Linked DNA regions of Homo sapiens: all the other regions are linked to region 1. A link is a contact called in ENCODE Hi-C or POLR2A ChIA-PET data. All regions are on one chromosome and are shown on one strand. The core of a region is the stretch at or near the end of the contact, and the rest is flanking DNA. Distances in the headings are between cores, read along the strand shown. Region 1 holds the start of RAB3D (RAB3D, member RAS oncogene family). Region 2 holds the start of ACP5 (acid phosphatase 5, tartrate resistant). Region 3 holds the start of SPC24 (SPC24 component of NDC80 kinetochore complex). Region 4 overlaps KANK2 (KN motif and ankyrin repeat domains 2).

Region 1 (4,185 bases), core at 636-3,135:
CCAGCCCTTCCTAACTAATGCACTTCATCCTCATTCATCCACGTGGCAGCTCTTGAGGCAGCTACTTTTGTTCCCACGAGGCAGTGGGGGCTCAGAGAAGTTCAGCAAATTGAGTAAGGTGGAATTGCTGGGATTCCAACACCAGCAAAACCTGGGTATTTCACAAAGGGATCCAACCCACTTTAACTTTCTTTATTTAGAGATAAAGTCTTGCCCTGTCACCTAGGCTGGAGTGCAGTGGCACAGTCATAACCTACTGAAGCCTCTCTCTCTCCCAGGCTCAAGCAATCCCCCTGCCTCAGCCTCCGGAGTAGCTAAGACTACATGTATGTGCCCCCATGGTCAGCTAATTTTTTTTTCTTTTTTCTTTTTTTCTTTTTCTTTTTTTTTTTTTTTTTTTTTTTGTGGCCAGCTAATTTTCAAAAAAATTTTTTGTAGAGTTGGGATCTCTATGTTGCCTAGGCTGGCCTTGAACTCCTGAGCTCAAGGAATCCTCCTGCCTCAGCCTCCCAAAGGGCTGGGATTACAGGCATCAGACACTGTGCCCAGCCTCATTTATTTTTTAATTTTTTTTTTTTTTTTTTTGAGACAGAGTCTCACTCCATCGTCTAGGCTGGAGTGCAGTGGCGCGATCTCGGCTCACTGCAACCTCCACCTCCTGGGTTCAAGCGATTCTCCTGCCTCAGCCTCCCAAGTAGTTGGGATTACAGGTGTGCACCACCATGCTCGGCTAATTTTTGTATATTTATTTATTTATTTGAGACAGAGTTTCGCTCTTTTTGCCCAGGCTGGAGTGCAGTGGCGTGATCTCGGCTCACTGCAACCTCCGCCTTCCGGGTTCAAGCAATTCTCCTGCCTCAGCTTCCAGAGTAACTGGGATTACAGGCATGCGTCACCACGCCTGGCTAATTTTGTATTTTTTAGTAGAGACAGGGTTTCTTCACGTTGGCCAGGCTAGTCTCGAACTCCCGACCTCAGGTGATCTGCCCACCTCGGCCTCCCAAAGTGCTGAGATTACAGGTGTGAGCCACCGTGCCCAGCCCCTAATATTTGTATTTTTTTTTTTTTTTTTTTAGTAGAGATGAGGTTTCACCATGTTGGCCAGGCTGGTCTTAAATTCCTGACCTCAAGTGATCCGCCTGCCTTGGCCTCCCAAAGTACTGGGATTACAGGCATAAGCCACCGCGCCCAGCTCTCGTTTATTTTTATTTATTTGAAACAGGGTCTTGCTCTGTTGCCCAGGCTGGAGTGCTGTGGTGCAATCAAGGCTCACTGCAGCCTCGATGTCTCCAGCAATCCTCCTGCCTCAGCCTCCCAAGTAGCTGGGGTTACAGACGCACGCCACCACACCTGGCTAATTTTTGTTATTTTTAGTAGAGATGAGGTCTCCTTACGATGCCCAAGCTGGTCTCAAACTCCTGGCCTCAAGTGATTCTCCTGCCTCGGCCTCCCAAACTGCTGTAATTACAGGCCACCGCGCCTGGCCTAGCCTACTTTAAGGCCGGCACTGCACTTGACAAACACTAACTCAGATCAGAATCCTCCCACAACTCTGTGAGGTTGGGTACTCTCGCTATGAGCTACTTGACGGATGGGGAAACTGAGGCTCAAAGAGGTTAAGTAACGCGTCCAAAGCCACAAGACTAGAAAGTGGTGGAGCTGGGACTCGAACCAGGCCCAAGACTCTATGCTTTTAACAGCCGTGCGTATAGTAGAAGCTCTTTACAAGCAGCTGGGAAAATGAGATGTTGCTTGGCTAGGACGGGCTCTAGACGCTTGGTGCAGCTTCCAGCCCCTCCCACCCGCTCTCTGAAAGCCCCGCCCAAGACTCGGCCCCTCTTCGTCCTCCCCCATCCCCCGCTCCGGGAACGGCCCTTCCTCCGCCTTCTGGGCGGAGCCCGCGCGGGATCCGGGTGGCTGCAGGCTGCTGGCTTCTGCGGCTGCGGGGTCGGGGTCGCGGCCAGGGCCAAGCCGCAGCGAGTTCACAGGCGGAACCCCTGCAGGCGGCGCCCCCTACGCGAGGTCACCCCTGGGAAGGAGCGCAGCCCACCCGGCCCCTCCGCATCCGAGCAGGTCTGTGGGGTACGGGGGTTTGGGAGGAAGGTAGGGGGTCTGGGGAACAAAGGCGGGGCTGCGGGGAACGCCTCTGCCCTCGCCCCCACCCAGCTGGGCACTTGGGAAGCGCTGATGGGGCGCGGGCGGGGCAGAGAGCCCAGCTGGGGACAGGCGTTGGGACCATATGGTGATGGGGGAAACTCCTGAGTCCACCTGCATTGGCTGGGGCGCCCCAAATCTAGTGAAGGGGAACAGAGGCGAGCCCTCCGGGGCCAGGCTTGAGGGAGGGTCGGCAGATGGTTAGAAAGAGGCGGGACCGACTGACACAGGTGAGCTAAGGCTGGGGGAGGTGGGGGCCCCAGCCTTGCGGCCCTGCCCTGCGTGGGGAAAGGTTTCCTGCCTCTTCTCTTCCCCTCCTTAAACTCGTTCTCCTGGAACACGGGGTGGGGCCGGTTGGGTCCTGGTTTAAAATGGAAAAAAGCCCCAAAGGCAGTTGAGAAATAGCTGTGCCAGGGCTGTCTCTGCCTCTGCCCCGCCTGCATCCAGGCCTTCTGCAGCCTCTCCGTGCGGTTCCCGCAGCGGCCATAGACAGCTGGGGAAACTGAGGCCTGGGAGAGGTTATGAGGGTTGAGGGAGCACCTTGGACTCGGATGAAGCAGCATGTTGGAGTGTGGGCAGATTCAAGGAGCCTAGCCGTGGGACAGATTGCCTGGAAAGACCAAGGGTGGGCGGCAGTGGTCGTGGTGGTGGGGTTGTGTTAATTAAGTGGCTGGGATCGTTTCCTTGGGTATAAGGACTCTCACTCCTGCCTCCGTGGACTGGGGCTGGAGTGAGTCAGCCTTGGGCAGAAGGAGACAGGCCTGGCCCCTTTGACAAATAGAAAATAGCAGTACCCATTTAGGGGGTAGAACTGGACTCTAAACCTGGGCCCTGTACATAGAAAACCCCTTCCCCTTGGAACTCAGAGAAGGGGTTGTATTTGGCATGAGTTGGTGGGCGGCAGGCGCCCCAGTGGCTGACACCTGCCAAAGTCAACACCCAAGCCTTAATCAGGGGCTCTATCCAGCTTATCCAGCTGGCAGGTCCTCCCCCCACCCCACCCCAGCTTACACCTGGGCCACACCGGCTGCACACGCTGGGGCGAAGTCCACACCTGTGCCTTCTCCAGAATCTAGTTCTGCAGGGGCCAGAGCCCCTTACCCTCGGCCTTGCACTTGAACCCTTTGCTAGGCCTCTGGGTTTCCAGATAGGAAAGGTCTCCCCACCCTCCACCCCAATACAGACTCAGTTACGCCACAGGGTGTGAAGATTAAACAGCAGTCACATTTTTTGTGCCCCAGCTCTATACCAGGCACTGTCTAATGACCGTTACGTGTGTTAATACCTTCCCACTGGAAGGAACGTGACCACCCGAGGATGGACTTTTTCTTGTCCTATTCACAGCTGCATTTCCACAGAGAACAGGGCCCGGCAGAGAGTAAGCATTTGTTGAATGAATAAAGAAACACATTTTAGGTCGGGCGTGGTGGCTCATGCCTGTAATCCTAGCACATTGGAAGGCTGAGGCAGGAGGATTGCTTGAGCAGAGGAGTTTGAAACCAGCATGGGCAACATAATGAGACCCCATCTCTACAAAAAAATTTTTTTTAAATTAGCCTGATGTGGTGGCATGTCTGTAGTCCCAGCTACTTGGGAGGCTGAGGCAGGAGGATCACTCGAGCCCAGGAGGTCAAGACTGCAGTGAGCTATGATCACGCCACTGCGCTCCAGCCTCAGGCAACAGAGCGAGATCTTGTCTCTAAAAAAAAAAAAAAAGAAAGAAAGAAACTCATTTTAGGCTCACAACCAACTACTCTTTCAGGAAGGGACTGTGACAAACATCCCATTTTTTAGAAGAGGACACTGAGGTCTAGAGGGGGCAAGCGATGCATCCAGCATCACTTGGTCTCCGAGTGACCGAGCTGAGATTTGAATCCAGGCCTGGTGCATTCACAGGAGCTGTTCTTGATGTTTGATTCCCCTGCAGGACGCCCGTCTCCTCTCCCTGAGGATTTCAGGTCTCCCTGTCCCAGGAGGCTTGTGCCAAGATGGCATCAGCTGGAGACACCCAGGCAGGCCCACGGGATGCAG
Region 2 (4,185 bases), core at 40-2,539, 240 kb before region 1:
CTGCCTGCTTAAAGCTGGGGCCGCCAGGAGTGCGATCGCCTGCGGATCTGCAGCTGGGCACCGGCCGCAACGCCCGCCCCGCGACGGCAGGTGAGATGCGGGCGGCCCCGTGGGAGGGGTCTCTGCCTGTCCTCGTCACCCACTTCCTTCCCGTTTGTTGCTGCTGCAGGGCTGGGAATGGGGGGGACCAAGCACTTCGCAGGGTGACCCGGGGAGATCTGTGAGCCAGTGGCCTCAGCGTTGAATGAGAGCTCTCTCCCGGGTCCGCGCTCGCAGGGACTGAAGGGACTCCTGAATGTCCGCGGGACGTGTCGCGGCGGCGCCCAGCACGGAGGAGGCAGGCAGGGAGGTGAGGAGCAGGTCAGACCGGCCGCAGGTGCAGGGCCTCCTGCCCTCCCAGGCTGCGGTCCCGTGGAGGGCCTGCAGACAGCTGCTGAGACTATGAGGGTCAGAGGTCTGTGGTCACGCGCGCTATCACCAGCTAGCTGCCTCCTGCCTGGTTCCTCCTGCAGGAATGGGAGTCTGGGGGGAGGGGAGGGTGTGGGCAGGACTTCCTGGAAAAGGGAAGCCCGTTGGTGTTTATGTGTGGGATGGAGAGAGGGCAGGGGGAGGACGGGGACACACGCGGAGTCCCCCACCCAGATGTTGTCAAACACAGCTCCCACACCAGACACGCAACCCATCCTAGAGATGCAACCCAGGCACACACACATGGACACACACAAAACTCCATCCATAGGGATTCCCACCCAGTGCCACGTGAGAACACAGGCGTGCATCGCAGACAAGCCACACAGGCCTCGCAGGCTCAGCATACATGTCTGCAGCAACACCATCAGGTACAGAGCCGAGGCCCAGGTAGGCATGCTCAGCTGCACGCAGGAAGCAAGACACACCCAGACACACACAGGTAAGCCCTTACTCAGAGAAAGAAGGTGCAGGAGATGTGTCTTGGGTAATCACAGCCACAGCCTCTCAAGTGTGCACACACACACACACTCACACTGAGATACACAGACACACAGAGATACCTGGACGTGTCAAGCCTACAGCACAAACAGGCCCCTGCAGGTCCACCCGGAGGCTGTGTGGGCCGAGGCTGCTGCACACGTGTGCCCAGATCCTCCCACCCCCACCCCAATCCCGTGTCCTGCTCCAGGGAAGTCCAGGGCTCACATGACCCAAGGGGAGGGCTCCCGGGACAGCCCTCGGAGAAACTGCATCATCCTCACTAATGATCCACTTCCTCCTCAGGGAATAAAGGCTCAGGGACCGGCAGTTCTACTCTAGAGCCCACCAGCCTCTCAGAGCCTCCGGTGACTGGCCTGTGTCTCCCCCTGGGTGAGTGCTGGGCAGGCTAGGTGGAAGGAGGGTGAAATGGGCCTGCAGGGCCATCTTGGTACAGCTCGCCCTCTCACAGACCGCGCCCCCCTTCCCTAAGCCAGCTTGTGCAGCCTTGTGCAGCTTGTGTGTCCTGAGAATTAGGGCACCAAGGGGTTCCCGCAGGGGCAGCCTGCAGCAAGCAGTCTCCCTCTATCTCAGGGCAGGCGGGGGTCTCAAGGCCTCCCTGCCCTTGTCACAGCCCGGGCCACCTATGCTTGTCTCTCTTCTCCCAGATGGACATGTGGACGGCGCTGCTCATCCTGCAAGCCTTGTTGCTACCCTCCCTGGCTGATGGTGCCACCCCTGCCCTGCGCTTTGTAGCCGTGGGTGACTGGGGAGGGGTCCCCAATGCCCCATTCCACACGGCCCGGGAAATGGCCAATGCCAAGGAGATCGCTCGGACTGTGCAGATCCTGGGTGCAGACTTCATCCTGTCTCTAGGGGACAATTTTTACTTCACTGGTGTGCAAGACATCAATGACAAGAGGTTCCAGGTCTGTGCCCAACAGAGTGGGGCAGGAGGTGGGGGCGGGCAGTGGGGAGAAGCCGCCTTACCTAGTGACCTTCCTTTGGTGAGGGCAGAGGGAAGGTGATGGGGCACCTTTGGGCGCCGGGAGCATTCAGTGTCTCCCTTATCCTGACTTGGTGGGAGGATCGGCATAGCCACTGACCCCAGGGAAGAGGCCTGCCCTATCTGTTTGCTACAGGAGACCTTTGAGGACGTATTCTCTGACCGCTCCCTTCGCAAAGTGCCCTGGTACGTGCTAGCCGGAAACCATGACCACCTTGGCAATGTCTCTGCCCAGATTGCATACTCTAAGATCTCCAAGCGCTGGTGAGCCACCCTCAGCCCTGCCTTCCGAGATCCTCACATAGCAGGGACACAGGGGCCCTGTGGCTTGAGCTGACCCTGGGACTTCTGCGCCCAAGATGTGCACCCACGACCTCTATCCCCTCCACAGGAACTTCCCCAGCCCTTTCTACCGCCTGCACTTCAAGATCCCACAGACCAATGTGTCTGTGGCCATTTTTATGCTGGACACAGTGACACTATGTGGCAACTCAGATGACTTCCTCAGCCAGCAGCCTGAGAGGCCCCGAGACGTGAAGCTGGCCCGCACACAGCTGTCCTGGCTCAAGAAACAGCTGGCGGCGGCCAGGGAGGACTACGTGCTGGTGGCTGGCCACTACCCCGTGTGGTCCATAGCCGAGCACGGGCCTACCCACTGCCTGGTCAAGCAGCTACGGCCACTGCTGGCCACATACGGGGTCACTGCCTACCTGTGCGGCCACGATCACAATCTGCAGGTGAGGGCCCTGTGGGTGGGGTGGGAGCTGGGTGAGGGGGGTCCCCATCCCAGCTGATGTCCACATGGCTGGGGTCCTCCTGCTGTTTGAGGGTCTCCTGTGGCCTTCAGAATGTCTAGACTGTCCCTCAAATCTTGCTGTCTAACCAGGAAAACACTCCAAAGCCAGAATAATATCTTCGAATTGCCAATTTCTTTCTTTCTTTCTTTTTTAAGCTCTTTTTTTTTTTTTTTTTTGGAGACAAGGTTTCATTGTTTTTCACCCAGGCTGGAGTGCAGTGGTGCAATCGGGGCTTACTGCAGCTTCAATCTCCCGGGCTCAGGTGAACCTCCCACTTCAGCCTCCAGAGTAGCTGACACTACAGGCATGGGCCACCACATGCAGCTAATTTTTGCTTTTTTTTTTTTTTTTGAGAGGGAGTGCAGTGGCACGATCTCAACTCACTGCAACCTCCGCCTCCTGGGTTCAAGCAATTCTCCTGTCTCAGCCTCCCAAGTAGCTGGGATTACAAGCATGGGCCACCAAACCTTGCTAATTTTTATATTTTAGTAGAGACGGGGTTTCACCATGTTGGCCAGGCTGATCTCGAACTTCTGACCTCAAGTGATCTGCCCGCCTCGGCCTCCCAAAGTGCTGGGATTATAGGCATGAGCCACTGCACCTGGCCCTTGCGCATTTTTTTTGTAGAGGCAAGGTCTCACTATGTTGCCCAGGCTGGTCTCAAATTCCTGGGCTCAAGCAATCCACCCCCTCAGCCTCCCAAAGTGCTGGGATTACAGGCATGAGCCACCACACCTGGCCACCAATTTCTTACTAAGTGCTCTACCTATGAAATAGGATTAATACACTCCTAAAAGTCAGGAAATTGAAGCCAGGAGGGGTTACATACCTCAAGGTGACTCTGTGGTTAGGGCCAGATCGAGCCCTGGACCTTAGGCAGGGCTCTGCTCAAAGCTGGGTCTCCACTGACCCCTTGTCCTCCATCCTCAGTACCTGCAAGATGAGAATGGCGTGGGCTACGTGCTGAGTGGGGCTGGGAATTTCATGGACCCCTCAAAGCGGCACCAGCGCAAGGTCCCCAACGGCTATCTGCGCTTCCACTATGGGACTGAAGACTCACTGGGTGGCTTTGCCTATGTGGAGATCAGCTCCAAAGAGATGACTGTCACTTACATCGAGGCCTCGGGCAAGTCCCTCTTTAAGACCAGGCTGCCGAGGCGAGCCAGGCCCTGAACTCCCATGACTGCCCAGCTCTGAGGCCCGATCTCCACTGTTGGGTGGGTGGGCCCTGCCGGGACCCTGCTCACAGGCAGGCTTTTCCTCCAACCTGTGGCGCTGCAGCAGGGCAGGAAGGGGAAACACAGCTGATGAACTGTGGTGCCACATGACCCTTGTGGCACAGATGCCCACGTATGTGAAACACACATGGACATGTGTCCCAGCCACAGTGTTATGCTCTGTGGCTGGCTCACCTTTGCTGAGTTCCGGGGTGCA
Region 3 (4,185 bases), core at 1,169-3,668, 180 kb after region 1:
AACAACCTGCTTTCAATTCTTTTGGGGCTATACCCAGAAGTGGAATTGCTGATATGGTAATACTATTTTTAATTTTTTGAGGAACTGCCATACTGTTTCCCGCAGCAGCTGCACCATTTTACATTCTCAGCAAGGGTACACAGCATTCCAATTTCTCTACATCTTGGTCAACACTTGTTATTTTCCAGGTTGCTTGGCTGGTTGGTTGGTTTTGGACAGTAGCCATCCTAATGGCTGGGAAGCGGTTCTCGCTTTGCTTTTTTGGAAGGGAGGTGGGCGGGTGGCATTTTTCCACAGGAGCCTTTAGATCTATCAGGCTCGAGTTGCACAATCTTGCCTGGCTTATCTCTGGGACACCTCCTGGCAGCTAATAAGAAAGGGCTATCTTTAGCCACTATGGCTTAGAAAGGTTAGGAACCTGCCAAGGTCACAGGTAAGCTGCAGCATCAGAAAGTGAACCTGAAGTCTTTTCCCCTCTTGATTTCACTCTGCCTAATTGTTATTCACTGCCTTTAGGCACAAAGAAGTGAGGTCTATGCCAACATTACACAGCTGGTTCAAGAAGCCATGCTCTCAGGCACCAAAGGGTGACACACACCTGTAGTCCCGGCTACTTGGAAGGTTGAAATGAAAGGATCACCTGAGCCACTGCACTTCAGCCTGGGGGACAGAACAAGACCCCATCTCAAAAAAAAAAAAAAAAAAGAAGGAAGAAAAGAAGGCCGGGCACAGTGGCTTACGCCTGTAATCCCAGCACTTTGGGAGGCCGAGGCAGGTGGATCACCTGAGGTCGGGAGTTCAAGACCAGCCTGACCAACATGGAGAAACCCCGTCTCTACTAAAAATACAAAATTAGCTGGGCATGGTGACGCATGCCTGTAATCCCAGCTACTCGGGAGGCTGAGGCAGGAGAATCACTTGAACCTGGGAGGTGGTGGTTGCAGTGAGCTGAGATCGCGCCATTGCACTCCAGCCTGGGCAACAACAGCGAAACTCTGTCTCAAGAAAAAAAAAAAAGAAAAGAAAAGAAAAGAAAAAAAAATCATAGGAAAGCAATGAGATGTTCTTTAGGTGGTAGCACACATAAAAATGTTGCCACGCCAGGCGCGGTGGCTCACGCCTATAATCCCAGCACTTTGGGAGCCTGAGGCAGGCAGATCACGAGGTCAGGAGTTCAAGACCAACCTGGCCAACATAATGAAACCCCGTTTCTACTAAAAATACAAAAAATCAGCTGGGTGCGGTGGCGGGCACCTGTAATCCCAGCTACTCGGGAGGCTGATGCAGGAGAATGCCTTGAACCCAGGAAGCAGGCTGGAATGCCTTGCACTCCAGCCTGGGCAACAGAGTGAGACTCTGTCTTAAAAAAAAAGAGAGAGAAAGAAAAAAAGATGCCATCTTAACATCTTGTTTCTTGCAGAAATACCAGTGTCTAGCATGGAACCAGCACCTTAGAGTCAGCACTGATCTTTTCTTTGTTTTGTTTTGTTTTGAGACAGGCTAGTCTCAAACTCCAGGGCTCAAGCGATCCTCCTGTCTTAGCCTTCCAAAGAGCTCAGACTTACAGGCGTGAGCCACTGCACCCAGCTACATGCTAGGATTCTATGTATGTTTCATTAAACAACTATATAGCACCTACTGAATAGGAGACACTATCACGCCAGGCTGGGCTCGGTGGCTCACGCCTGTAATCCCAGCACTTTGGGAGGCGGAGGCAGGAGGATTGCTGGAGGCCAGGAGGTCGAAGTTGCAATGAGCTATGATTGTGGCACTGCACTTCAGCCTGGGTGACAGAGCAATACCTTGTCTCTAAAAAAAAAGTAATAAGAAGAATTCTCACGCCAACGCTGACACAGGCACTAGTATGACCCTCATTTTACTAAGGAGGAAAGTACCGCACAGAGAGGTGAAGTCTGTCCAGGGTAACACAGCTAGTAAGTGGCAACGCTGGGATTCGAACCCAGTAAATCTGGCTGCAGACGCCATTTTGCTATGCAGCCTCTCATAGAATCTACTTATTCTCTATGCTTATTGTGTATCCCACGCACACACTGTAGGATGTAAGTTCCAGGAGAAGCTGCTCGCTGCTTTGCCGTTAGAACCCCACCCTGCACAGAGCAAGCGCTCGACCTATGGAGAAATAAACAGCCGCTTTCTCTCCCGCGCAGGCGCATCGGGAAGGATAACGGAGCCTCCCCCTTCCTGCGCCGATTGGTCATCACCGATGACTGACGGAGGAGTGGTCGCAGGCGCACCAGGCCAGACCAAAGGCGGCTTAGCCCAGTCTAAGATCCTGTTCCCCATGCCTATTGGCCATTGCTTATGACTGACGTATCAAAAAATCCAATGGAAAGCAACCTCTTCTGGAAGAGGGCGGGCCCCGCGGACAGTCAAATTTGCGCGGGTTGGAGCCTGGCGTAGTCATGGCCGCCTTCCGCGACATAGAGGAGGTGAGCCAGGGGCTGCTCAGCCTGCTGGGCGCCAACCGCGCGGAGGCGCAGCAGCGACGGCTGCTGGGGCGCCACGAGCAGGTGGTGGAGCGGCTGCTGGAAACGCAAGACGGTGCCGAGAAGCAGCTGCGAGGTGAGGGTCGGAGCGTGGTCGCGGGCCCACGGGGGAAGGGGCCCGGGTGCTGGGAGGGGGCGACCAGGCCCACCTCAAAACCCCTTCTCTCCTGGACTCTCCCATCTCCTGCCCTATGCCCCCTGGGACGGCCCCCTCTGAGCCTTAGTTTCACCATCTGAGAAATCGGCTTTATGACAGCAACCATCCCCCACCCCCCAGGGGTTTAGTGGTAAATATAGGAGTCTGGAGGGGTTGGCCCCTTCTGAGCTCTCCGTGAGCAGGAGCTGGGGGTCTCAGGGTTTGAACTGGGGCTCAGGAGTCAAAGCTCCGGGTTTGAATCCTAGCACCCATCCCCATGTCCGCTGTGAGACTTGAGGTGAGTTTCTTAAATTCTCTGTGCCTCAGCTTCCTTCCTTGTCAAATGGTTGTGACAATAGCCCATCCCTTCTTCCTGAAGGCATTCAGATGTTTTATGGAGCATCTGCTGCTGCCAGGCCCTGGGCTCACCGCAACCTCCACCTCCCGGGTTCAAGCTATTCTCCTGCCTCAGCCTCCTGAGTAGCTGGGATTACAGGCGCTTGCCACCGCACTCGGCTAATTTTTGTATTTTTGGTAGAGACGGGGGGTCACCACGTTGGCCAGGCTGGTCTCAAACTCCTGACCTCAGGTAATCTGCCTGCCTCAGCCTCCCAAAGTACTGGGACTGCAGACGTGAGCCACTGTGTCCGGCCCATCTTCACTATCTGTAACTGCACAGTTCAGTGGCCTTAAGCACATTCACACTGCTGTGCAACCATCAGCACCATCATCCATCTCCAGAACTTTCTCATCTTTCCAAACTGAAGCTCTGTCCCCATGAAACACTCACTCCCCATCCCCTTCTCAGACCCTGGCACCCACCAGGGTTCTACTTTCTGTCTCAAATTTGACTCCTCTAGGAACCTTACGAGGAATTGTACAATATCTACCCTTCCTAGTGGAATCATACAATATCTACCCTTTTGTGTCTGGCTTATTTCATGGAGCATAATGTCCTCCAGGTTCATCCATGTCATAGCCTGTATCAGAATTTCCTTTCATTTTGTGTACTTACTGTGAGACAGAGCCTCGCTCCATTACCCTGGCTTGAATGCAGTGGTGTGATCTTGGCTCACTGCAACCTCTGCCTCCCAGACTTAAGTGATCCTCCCACCTCAGCCTCCCAAGTAGCTGAGAACACACTTATGCGCCACCATGCCCAGCTAATGTTTGTATTTTTAGTAGAGATGGGGTTTCACCATGTTGGCTAGGCTGGTCTTAAACTCCCAGCCTCAAGTGATCGCCCACCTCGGCCTCCCAAAGTGCTGGGATGACAGGGGTGAGCCACTACGCCTGGCCAGAATTTCCGTCCATTTTAAAGCTGAGTCATATTTCATGATATAGAAGGATGGACCGCATTGTGTTTATTCATTCATCCATCCATGGGCACTTGGGTTGTATCCACCTTTTGGCTGTGTTGAATAACGCTGCTATGAACACGGGTGCCCAAATATCTCTTCAAGACTGTATTTTTTTTTTCCTTGAGACGGAGTCTTGCTCTGTCACCCAGGCTGGAGTGCAGTGGCGCAATCTTGGCTCACT
Region 4 (4,185 bases), core at 1,239-3,738, 160 kb after region 1:
AACAATAATAAGTATCATCAATTTTATTATTACTTCTTGTTATGCTAGCATTCCAAGTCTAACCTTCAATTCCTTAGACTGGAAGGAGCCATCCCAGGTTTTGAAGTCACTGCCTGCTTTTCTGTTGGGGCGGAGTGGGCTTTGGTTCTGCTCTAGTTTGTTTGATTTTTTTTACTTTTTTTTTTTTTTTTTTTTTTGAGGCAGTCTGACTCTGTCACCCAGGCTGGAGTGCAGTGGCATAATATCGGCTCACTGCAAGCTCTGCCTCCTGGGTTCAAGCGATTCTCCTGCCTCAGCCTCCCAAGTACCTGGGACTACAGGCACGTGCCACCATGCCTTCCTAATTTTTTATATTTTTAGTAGAGATGGGGTTTCACCGTGTTAGCCAGGATGGTCTCGATCTCCTAACCTTGTGATTGGCCTGCCTTGGCCTCCCAAAGTCCTGGGGTTACAATCGTGAGCCACCGCGCCTGGCTTTTTTGTTTTGTTTTGTTTTTTTGTTTTTTTTTTTAAAGATAGGGTCTCACTCCGTCACCCAGGCTGGAGTGCAGCAGTGCTGTCATAGCTCAATGTAACTTCAAACTCCCGGGCTCAAGCAATCTTTTCATCTCAGCCAAGTATAGTCCCAAGTAGTTAGAACTATAGGCGCACTCCACCACACCTGGCTAACTTTTTAATTTTTTGCAGAGATAGAGTCTTGCTATGTTGCCCAGGCTGGTCTTGAACTCCTGGCCTCAAGCGATCCTCCTGCCTCAGCCTCTCAAATTTTTTCGCCATTTACAATATTGTGGTAACATAGATAGAACATAAAATTTGGCATCTGGCCGGGCGTGTTGGCTTAAGCCTGTAATCCCAGCACTTTGGGAGGCTGAGGCGGGTGGATCACTGGAGATTGGGAGTTCAAGACCAGCCTGGCCAACATGGCAAAACCCCATCTCTACTAAAAATATAAATTAGCCAGGCATGGTGGCACACACCTGTAATCCCAGCTACTCAGGAGGCTGAGGCAGGAGAATCGCTTGAACCCAGGAGGCAGAGGTTGCAGTGAGCCAAGATCGCATCACTGCACTCCAACCTGGATGACAAAGCAAGACTCCGTCTCAAAAAAAAAAAAAAAAAAATTAACCATCTTATCCATGTTTGAGTATGTAATTCAGTGGCATTAAGTACATTTGCATCATTTTTTTGTTTGTTTGTTTTTTCTTGTATTTGTTGGGGATAGGATCTCCCTATGTTGCCCAAGCTGGTCTCACACTCCTGGGCTCAAGTGATCCTCCCCCTTCAGCCTCCCAAAGTCCTGGGATTATAGGTGTGAGCCACTATGTCCAGCCCATTCACACTGTTGCGCAACTGTCACCATCATCCATCTTTAGAACTTTCTCATCTTTCCAAACTGAAACTGTCCCCATTAAACACACTTCCCATTCTCCTTCCCCCAGCCCCTGGCACCCACCATTCTATTTTCTGTCTGTTTAAATCTGATAATTCTAGGGCTGGGCGCAGTGGTTCCCACCTGTAACCCCAGCACTTTCGGAGGCGGAGGCAGATGGATCACTTGAGGTCAGGAGTTCAAGATCACCCTGGCCAACATGGTGAAACCTTGTCTCTAGTAAAAATACAAAAATTAGCCGGGCATGGTGGTTGGCTCCTGTAATCCCAACTATTCAGGAGGCTGAGGCAGGAGAATCACTTGAACCTGGGAGGCAGAGGTTGCAGTGAGCCGAGATCACGCCACTGCCCTCCAGCCTGGACGATGGAGAAAGACTGTATCAAATAATAATAATAATAATAATAATAATAAATCTTGACAACTCTAGGGAACTCCTGTGAATCAAATCATGCAATGTTTTTGTCCCTTTTGCATCTGGCTTCTTTCACTTAGCATAATATTGCTCCACCTCATTTTTTGGCTCTCCCAGAATTTTTTTTTTTTTTTTTTTTTTTTTTTTGGAGACAAGAGTCTCGCTCTATCCCCCAGGCTGGAGTGCAGTGGCATGATCTCGGCTCACTGCAACCTCCGCCTTCCGGGTTCAAGCGATTGTCCTGCCTCAGCCTCCCAAATAGATGGGATCACAAATGTCTACCACCATGCCTGGCTAATTGTTATATTTTTAGTAGAGACGGGGTTTTGCCATGTTGGCCAGGCTGGTCTCTTAATTCCTGACTTCAAGTGACCCACCCACCTCAGCCTCCCAAGGTGCTGGGATTACAAGCGTGAGCTACTGCGCCCGGCCTCTCCAGGATTTCAAGTTAGGCGCCCTGCATTTTGGGCAGAGATTGAGATTGTGAATCTGTCTCCTGGCCATGCAGTATGTTTGTTTGTTTCACGTGAATTTATTGCCAAGTTTAAAAAGAAAAATCATAGAGGGACATAGCAACTGGCGTTTGCTCTCGCTCAGTTCCCCACTCATGAGTTCAAGCCTTGGCTCTGGCATGGTTTTTATGTTTTCTGTGGTATGAGCTGGCCACACCCTGGTCTGGGGATGCTGTTGGCCATGCCGATGACCGAGTGTCTCATGCAGCCGGCCCTGTCTATGTTACTCTTTGCCTATGTCCAGCATTTGGTCACCGTTCTGTACTAAAGTTGAATATTGCCTGTGGGCCTCAGGAAGTCACTGTATATGGCAAAAAAAAAAAATTTAAGGCTGGGCATAGTGGCTCATGCCTATAATCCCAGCTATGCGAGAGGCTGAGGTGGGAGGATCCCTTGCGCTCTGGAGTTCTAGAGCAGCCTGGACAATATAACAAGACCCTGTCACAAAGAAAAAAACCCCAACAACCTTTTTAGCCATTAAAGGGAATTCAAATTAATTGGTCTTCAGAGTTGGCGCCCCGGGGGACAGGAAGGGGAACCCCCGAGGAAATGCTGACACAGAAACCATGCATGGGCTGGGCGGTGCTGCTCCGGAGGTAATCCCAGCACTTTGGAAGGCGGATCACTTGAGCTCAGGAGTTCAAGACCAGCCTGGGCAATATAGTGAAACCCCATCTCTACAAACATTACAGAAAATTAGCTGGGCACAGTGGCATGCGCCTTTACTGCCTGCCGCTCAGGGGGCTGAGGCAGGAGAATCACTTGAATCCGGGAGGCACAGGTTACAGTGAGCCAAGATCGCATCTCTGCACTCAAGCTTCAGTGAAGGGAGTGAAACCCTGTCTTACAAAGCAGCCATATGTGGCCCAGGGGGACCTGAGTGGATTCCAAGACATTGGTGGCTACACAAAAAGGAAACTGGACTTTTATTCCACGCTGTTGGCTGGCAGTCCAGGACCTCAGCATCCAGGAAGTCACCTTTGTCCTCAGACCAACCTGGGTGGGTGTTTTTTGTTGTCTTTTGTTTTCTTTTGTTTCGTTTCGTTTTTTTAGTCAGGATGTGTTTTTTTTTTTTATTTTTTATTTTCAGGACAGTCTCTCTCTGTTACCCAGGCTGGAGTGCAGTGGTGTGATCTCTGCTCACTGCAACCTCTGCCTCCCGGGTTCAAGCAATTCTCCTGCCTCAGCCTCCTGAGTAGCTGGGATTACAGGCATCCCCCCACCACGCCCAGCTAATTTTTGTATATTTAGTAGAGATGGGGTTTCACCATGTTGGCCAGGCTGGTCTTGAACTCCTGACCTCGTGATCTGCCCGCCTCAGCCTCCTAAAGTACTGGGATTACAGGCATGAGCCACTGTGCCTGGCCACCAAGACGTGTTTTTATCTCTGATTTTTTTTTTTTTTTGAGAGGCAGGGTCTTGCTCTGTTGCCCAGGCTGGAGTGCATTGGCGTGATCTCTGCTCACTGCAACCTCCGCCTCCCGGGTTCAAGCAATTCTCCTGCCTCAGCATCCTGAGTGGCTGGAACGACAGGTGTGCACCACCACGCCCGGCTAATTTTTCTATTTTTAGTGGAGACGGGATTTCACCATGTTAGCCAGGCTGGTCTCGAACTTCTGATCTCAGGGGATTCGCCCGCCTCAGCCTCCCAAAGTGCTGGGATTACAGGCATGAGTCACCGTGCCCGGCCAAACCTTATTTTTAGCGATCACTCAGGCTCGAGCCAGGAATATGGGGCCACAGGGTTGTCCCTGTCCCTGACTAGCTGCTGGGCAGGCACCAAACTGGATTCTGCCACCTGCTCAAGGGGTTACCTTGGCAGCTCTGTGCCTCAGTTTCCTCATCTGTAATAATCCGATTTCCCTCCAAGG

The links. A loop is a pair of places that touch in the nucleus more often than their neighbours do. ChIA-PET counts read pairs that join two places held with the same protein, here RNA polymerase II (POLR2A). Pooled maps may share reads with other maps.
Region 2: a pooled map shows a loop between it and region 1 (3-fold over the local background). The contact joins the promoter of ACP5 here to the promoter of RAB3D in region 1. A Hi-C loop is called at or near these places in 1 of 168 maps with a recorded cell type or tissue (CD14-positive monocyte) and 3 of 50 pooled maps. POLR2A ChIA-PET finds 5 or more read pairs at or near these places in 4 of 52 experiments (GM12878, T-cell, activated CD8-positive, alpha-beta memory T cell and 1 more).
Region 3: a pooled map shows a loop between it and region 1 (6-fold over the local background). The contact joins the promoter of SPC24 here to the promoter of RAB3D in region 1. A Hi-C loop is called at or near these places in 1 of 168 maps with a recorded cell type or tissue (naive thymus-derived CD4-positive, alpha-beta T cell) and 12 of 50 pooled maps. POLR2A ChIA-PET finds 5 or more read pairs at or near these places in 4 of 52 experiments (AG04449, RWPE1, activated CD4-positive, alpha-beta T cell and 1 more).
Region 4: a pooled map shows a loop between it and region 1 (2.9-fold over the local background). The contact joins the enhancer-like site here to the promoter of RAB3D in region 1. A Hi-C loop is called at or near these places in 3 of 50 pooled maps. POLR2A ChIA-PET finds 5 or more read pairs at or near these places in 5 of 52 experiments (AG04449, GM12878, SK-N-SH and 2 more).

Annotation. Positions count from the first base shown.
Region 1 is chr19:11,337,357-11,341,541 of GRCh38, reverse strand. It overlaps RAB3D (RAB3D, member RAS oncogene family), which reads left to right and starts at 1,885. Exons shown (of 5, transcript NM_004283.4): 1 at 1,885-2,073; 2 at 4,082-4,185. The coding sequence starts at 4,143. RefSeq lists a silencer at 1,843-2,102.
Region 2 is chr19:11,574,749-11,578,933 of GRCh38, reverse strand. It overlaps ACP5 (acid phosphatase 5, tartrate resistant), which reads left to right and starts at 1,289. Exons shown (of 5, transcript NM_001611.5): 1 at 1,289-1,341; 2 at 1,617-1,877; 3 at 2,091-2,218; 4 at 2,346-2,691; 5 at 3,682-4,185. The coding sequence starts at 1,617. The coding sequence ends at 3,924. It overlaps LOC124904638 (a long non-coding RNA gene), which reads right to left and starts at 3,685. Exons shown (of 2, transcript XR_007067140.1): 1 at 3,581-3,685. RefSeq lists a silencer at 1-19 and enhancers at 970-1,109, 579-1,190, 1,191-1,803.
Region 3 is chr19:11,154,015-11,158,199 of GRCh38, reverse strand. It overlaps SPC24 (SPC24 component of NDC80 kinetochore complex), which reads left to right and starts at 2,418. Exons shown (of 5, transcript NM_182513.4): 1 at 2,418-2,583. The coding sequence starts at 2,424. RefSeq lists a silencer at 2,302-2,461.
Region 4 is chr19:11,178,853-11,183,037 of GRCh38, reverse strand. All of the region lies in intron 4 of KANK2 (KN motif and ankyrin repeat domains 2), which reads left to right. Among named protein-coding and RNA genes, the nearest start is that of KANK2, 17 kb to the left of the region's middle. Within about 2 kb of position 2,488, at least 5 of the 41 ENCODE cell types and tissues checked have a DNase peak (open chromatin) inside an H3K27ac peak, as active enhancers do; they include GM12878, where a contact is called at or near this core.